Linked DNA regions of Mus musculus: region 2 is linked to region 1. Evidence: chromatin loops called from intact Hi-C (ENCODE). Cell type or tissue: left cerebral cortex. All regions are shown on one strand. Each heading gives the region's core, and the rest is flanking DNA. Links, peaks and the distances in the headings are about the cores only. Region 1 overlaps Dock2 (dedicator of cyto-kinesis 2). Region 2 overlaps Dock2 (dedicator of cyto-kinesis 2).

Region 1 (2,913 bases), core at 246-2,745:
GTTTTGCTCATCAGCAATTAATTAACCACAGTGGTTTTAAGAATGAAAAGACAGTTGTAAAACCTTTTTTACATTTAAAACCGATAGAGTCTTCCCAGGGTTTTGTTGAAGCTGCCAGCAGCCTCAATTTGAAACTGGCAATATGTTGGAGAATCTTCTTAAGGTTACAGGCACTGTGGTGAGGAGGCTGAGTCAATCCCCATCTCTGCCACTGTGAACTGCAGGACCTAAGACCTGTTTTACTCCGCCGGAACTTCTATTCTCCCTTTGTGAACTTCCAGTGATAACAAACAGGGTGCCACTACCCAGCCTGACATGGGGACTATTATCTTCAGGGTGCTAGTCACTTTTAGACAGAAGGTGATAGATACATTGTGGCAGGCCTGAGCTCCGGGCTGTAGGGCTAGGGCTGGTGGCTCCCCCTTCTGCACCCCTCCCCCTGCTATCTGACTCCCTATAGGTGTCCTAGGAGGAATGTTTGCCCACGCTGTAACTTCTGCTGAGAGCCGATCTCATGATCTCATTTTCAGCTAAATATTCAGAGAGGAAGAATTCAGAAGCAAACCCTCCCACACACTGGACACAAGTGCTGACAACCTTAAAGGAAACATAAGCAAATAGATATAAACACACATGACAACGATTGCACAGGACATATGCTCTGTAAATAGAACCATGTGCTTTGCCTTTTTGAATGCATGCTGCTAACCCTCTGGAGACCAATTTGCGAATAAGACTTTCCACCTAGATTTCTGGGTGAGCGCTGCGGAGTTGGATTTAGTGCTGAGGATGTCTGCTTTGAAGACATTCTGAACCTCCACACCAGCCCAGGGCTCTGTATTGATCTTTACCATGGATTTTGCCTGAATTAAACTAGCTTGGGCTTCAATGAAAACAACATTTTTAACTACAAAAAAAGATAACCTATAAACAAGAGTGGGCACACATACACACACACTTATACACATACACACAGACACAGATTAGGAAAGTATACATTGAAGAATGCTTAGGTAAAAAGACTAATTAACATAGGTTCTAATTAGACCCTAGAACAAGGTATTAAGCAAGCTACACAGTATAGATCATGTGTTTCAATGTCTTCCCCAAAACTCTGATCCTTCAGAGAGCAGATAATTATGATCAGTCCCTCAGCCCCGGGTCCTGTCACTCAGCACTCTGGAGTCCCTTACAGGTAGCACTTTGCCATCCTCTGTGCACACACACATGATCACTTCCACGTTCCGCTGTGTGGTCTTGGTGTACTTGTCAAAGTCACCTTGTAAGAGAGTGATGTAGATGTCGTTCCTGACATCCCCTAAGGATGGAGAGAAGACCAGAGTTAGAGTCAGGCACTAACCACAGAGGTGGAGGGGACAGGGAGAAGCAGGAAGGACCATTAATAAAATGAAAATCCGAGCAGTTTAGAAAGGGCATTTTTTTTAACCTGACAGGAGGGATGGAGATGTAAGTAGCAAGGGAGGGTCGGAATGCTGGAAAAATCAGCAGCAGAAAGCCAGGTGGGGTGCTCAAAACTGGCCATGTTTTCTCTGTTCAAACCATTGCATTTCCATCCTCTAGTGACACCTTCTGGGAAGGTAAAGGAAAGCACCAAGCGAAATGAGCTTGGCCCTCAACCACGGATAGGCCTTTTTGTTGCACAAAAGTAGGGTTGAGGGATTTCCCATGAATCCTAGAGTCTAAGGGTGAAGGGCCAGGAGCACAGGTTGAGTGAGCTCCCGAAGGGAGTGAACAGCAGACATTGAGATCTCAAGTAAAGCAGATATCATTAAATCACAGTACAGGCCCCACCCTGGACCACCACCACTTAGCTACAGGAGAGAAAAGGATGAGTCAGAGGGCGTGTCATTACACAATCTGCCTCATGAAAAGCCTCAAGCATGTCTTGAATGCACTAATAGGCATGGTTAGTTAATAGGAGAGGCACAGAGAGACTTGCGGGGACTTCTGAATACCTTGTATGGCGTTTGGACATGTTACTGTAAGCATGGGTCCTTCAGACTATAAAATATGCTCTAAAAGCTGGAGAGTAGCACCACTCCGCCCCCCCCCCCCCGAGTAAAATGGGATCTTGGTATGAATAGTAAAACAGAGATGCCACCCGTGAGCTTCTGACTGACAAAGCAAGTTGCAGAGCTCCAAAAATGCTTATTAAAGTAGCGGTGCCTATAAAGAAGGACTGGGAGAAAGGGGATCTATGTTACTGTATGGGAAAACATGGTTTGCAGTGGTTTTGTTCAGGTAGAGGAATAAAGTAAAGGGAGTTGACTCTTAGGAAATTATGAACTACACAGCTGGACTCCTCAGCCCTGCTCATGGCCCTGCCCTTGAGGAAGGTCACTGCAGCTGTGTCCCACCTGGCATGATGATCTCTGGGAAGCCCAGCTTTCGGGCTACCACAGTGGTCCTGTCCACCAAGTGTGGGTAGTCTTTACGGATCTGAATGATGTCCCCCACCAGCATCTTCATGGTCACCCAAAGGCCTGGAAGGGAACACATGAACATTCAGCTTCTGTCTCTCTGTCTCTCTGTCTCTGTCTCTCTTCCTCCTCCTCCTCCTCTTCCTCCTCCTCTTCCTCCTCTTTCTCCTCCCCCTCCCCAATTTCCTCTCCTCCATCTCTCCTATAGGAGACTACTGAAATAACAGATACATTCACAGATGCAACAGGCCAACCCCAGGGGCTCTGGGCAACGTTCACTTATAGCTGGGTCAGCCTCTGACAGTTATTACAATCTCTGCACCCGAGTCTCCTAAAGCAGAGAGGATACCAGCTCATGTATCCCAGGACTTGGGTAAGGATGAAACCACTTGTAACTTAAAGGGCAGCACACAGGAGAGAGCAACTCCTCACTGTCACTTATGAAAGGAATGCCCATCCCATGCTTCCATGG
Region 2 (2,913 bases), core at 324-2,823, 480 kb before region 1:
ACTTGCTGGCTCCTTGGGGTCCAACAATCCATGGTGGGGCTTCTTTGTCTGTTGAGTCATCCATCACTGTTGTAGTGGCCACAGGAGATGCAAGGCTAGTCATCACTTGAGTTCTGGGGGCCCCTTGAGATCATCTGTCTCTTTTACAGACTTGTCTCCTTGTGGAACTCCAAGGTCATACTCATGCATTCCCGCTCGAGTTCCCACAGTGCTCGGCTCAGCAGTGCCTCACATGTTGGTGGACAGGAAGTCTGGGATCTGCTTGCTTTCTTCACTCGACTTGCTAGCCAGCTTTGTGGAAGATACGCAAACAGGTCAGCAAGATGGGATTGGCACATGCAGCATCAGGGAGCACCCTAGACCCCACAGCCTCGACCTATGCCTAAAGACAAGGGATTGGGAGTTGCGATGACCTTGGGGAAGTTTGCTAGCTGTGTGAATTCTGCACATAGCTTAACTAACTCTGTGAGTCTAGCAAAAACCATCCTGTAACAGGGAAGGATCAAACAGTATAATGATGGGGAAGTGCTTAGCGTGGTGCCTGACTCACCCATGCAGCCTCTCAGGCAACCTGTGATTTTTTATAGTATCTCTGCTCTGATTCATAGCACCTGGAGGATCGGAAGTGCGTCCGTACCTTCTTGATCCCAGATGAGGACCGACAGGGTAACAACAGGAGGTGGGACTTCAAGAGTCAGTAATTCAAAACCAACTTTTAATTTGAAGGATTTTTTTTTTGTAATGTAGGTAGAATAGGAAAGTGCTTTGCCATCCTTCCCCTCCCCCGCCCCCCCAAAAAATGTTCTGTTGGCTTCTGAAGATAGCTGGCTGCTGGGGCTCAGAGAGGACCTCCAAAGGAGACCTTAAGTCAGGGCTAGTCACCTACTGGCTCTCAGGTCCCAGAAGCCCCCGCTCACCAGAACTGTGGTCAGTCTTGCTCACAGGAGTTAAACGCTCCAAGGAGCACTGCATGGTGGGCGTGGCTAGACAGTTGCCCTCGCCTTAGGATCTCTGGCCACACCCCTCAGGGAGTAGCCAAGGGCACATACCCACAGGCAAAAAATATAAACAAGTGTGTAGACCCTCCGGATTTTTCCTTCAGTTGCCCTCCCCCCACCCCGACCCCAGCATTCCCTGTCTCTCCAGCCACTGGCATGCTCACCATGGTCTTGAAGAATTGATTGACTTTCTTCTTTTTCAGGGTCTTCTTGTCACCATCTGAGACTTGGAAGAAGGTCTGACTCAGGCGGGGAGATGTGTTGGCCTCATCCAACCCAGGCACGCCTGCCACGGAGAGTGTGAGGGCTGGAAGGGACCCGGATGTGAGTGAGTGGGTACAGGAAAGAGGTAGGTCTCGGAGGACAGGATGGGTATCTTAAGTCTCGGGCTGTTCTTTGGGTGGTCCTGTCTCCTGGCCCTTTGCAAAGCCTTGTCCAAATGTATTGGGATGGAAAGGGGGATGAGAAAGGGAGGGCCTGGGGCCACTGGGGCTGAGGTCTTCAGTGTGCTAAGTCTGACCTTAGCCTCCCACTGACTTCTTGGTCTGTATGGGAGCCTGACATTCAGTGTACTGCTTTGAATGTCTGCAGTGAGGATGGTGGCATTTTCCACATCGTGGGTGGGTGCCATGGGGTAGGGCGTGGGGATAATGAGTTAGGGCAGGGTCTGGCAGGAGCTCGGCCCTGCCAGGCTACTCTGGTGGGAGCAGATGTCTTTACTGTCATGCACTATTCAGCCTCAAGGGGGCAGCACCAGAACTGCCTTGTTCTATTCTGCCCAGAGCCTGGAATCTGCTGCCTGCAAATGCAGGGATTCATGGTAGGGAGTGGTCCCAGAGGAACAGCAGACTTCCCCTTCTGCTCCAAGTAGAACTTGATCACATGGCCTCCCTAATGGAGGACGTTGAGAAGGTGCAGAAGCCATGGGCTTCTGGTTCCAGACACCCAGCCTGCCTTGCCCTAGACAAGGAGTTCTCATCTTTCCTCTCCCTGAGAGCCTGGCAGCCCACACTACCGGGTAGTGGGCAATACATACCTGGGATGGTGGGCATGGACTGGCTGGCAAAACTCATCTGAGAGAGGATAGACACCCTGGCAGGGATGGCTGCATGCTCTGAGAGGTTGGTGTCACTCATGAACTCTTGCTTTCTAGAAAGCTAGATGATATAACACACAAAGACACACACACACACACACAAATAAATATAAATAAAGCAGACCATAAGGGCTTAGCATAAGGCAAATATCACTCCTCAAAGGTCAGGGGAAAGTACTTAAAGTGTCACCTATGGGCCTGGCAGCATAGTCAGTCTATTTGTTCGGCTTTTTACCAATTCCATGTCAGTTTGCCTAATATGTCTGTATAGGTTGCATATTATAGAACACTAGGAGTGTTCGAGAGGGTTCGTTCTGTTAGACTTTCAGGTGAATGGTGTTCTGTAGAGTCCTGGAGCATAGAATATGTGCCTATCTTTCAGAGGCCCACTAGGAAGTTTATGGTTTCTTTTCTCCTTCACCAGAAGGCATCAGCTGGCCCTGCCCTTTCATGCAGCCTCGCCCTGCTGTGCTCACTCCCTTGCCAGTCTGCAGCAGGCTTTCAGTATAACTTTGCATTGAGCTCAGGGCTGTGTGATGCCAAATCTCTTCATTAGTAATTATTAATGTTGAATTTCTTTTTGAGCAAAAGGCATACTCTGCAGATAAGGCTGCTCTGAAACTCATTGCGTATCATAGGCTGCCCTCCAACTCATCACCACCCTCTAGCCTCAGCCCCCTCTCCAAACATCAATTATATAATTTTATTATATATAACAATATATGGTTGTGTTTTATTCAAAATATACATCATATTTACAAATAATTATATATTATATTATATATACATATATATGCATATACATACGCATGCATATGT

The links. A loop is a pair of places that touch in the nucleus more often than their neighbours do. Peaks named below come from ENCODE experiments on the same cell type or tissue, not always from the same donor. Only the 100,000 strongest peaks of a DNase experiment are listed, where the experiment ranks them.
Region 2: a loop joins it to region 1, with 5 times the contacts of the local background. A loop is called at or near these places in 4 of 42 quality-filtered maps.

What each region holds. Positions count from the first base shown.
Region 1 is chr11:34,703,392-34,706,304 of GRCm38, forward strand. Dock2 (dedicator of cyto-kinesis 2) reads right to left here. Exons shown (of 52, transcript NM_033374.3): 13 at 2,379-2,504; 14 at 1,194-1,318. The region is part of intron 2 of Gm51858 (a long non-coding RNA gene); the gene reads left to right. Among named protein-coding and RNA genes, the nearest start is that of Gm51858, 9.8 kb to the left of the region's middle. In left cerebral cortex, for the core only: a CTCF peak has its summit at 1,577 (motif pointing left); DNase peaks (open chromatin) are centred at 575 and 1,587.
Region 2 is chr11:34,227,440-34,230,352 of GRCm38, forward strand. Dock2 (dedicator of cyto-kinesis 2) reads right to left here. Exons shown (of 52, transcript NM_033374.3): 50 at 2,035-2,155; 51 at 1,163-1,305; 52 at 1-291. The coding sequence ends at 229. Among named protein-coding and RNA genes, the nearest start is that of Foxi1, 21 kb to the left of the region's middle. In left cerebral cortex, for the core only: a CTCF peak has its summit at 1,742 (motif pointing right); a DNase peak (open chromatin) is centred at 1,747.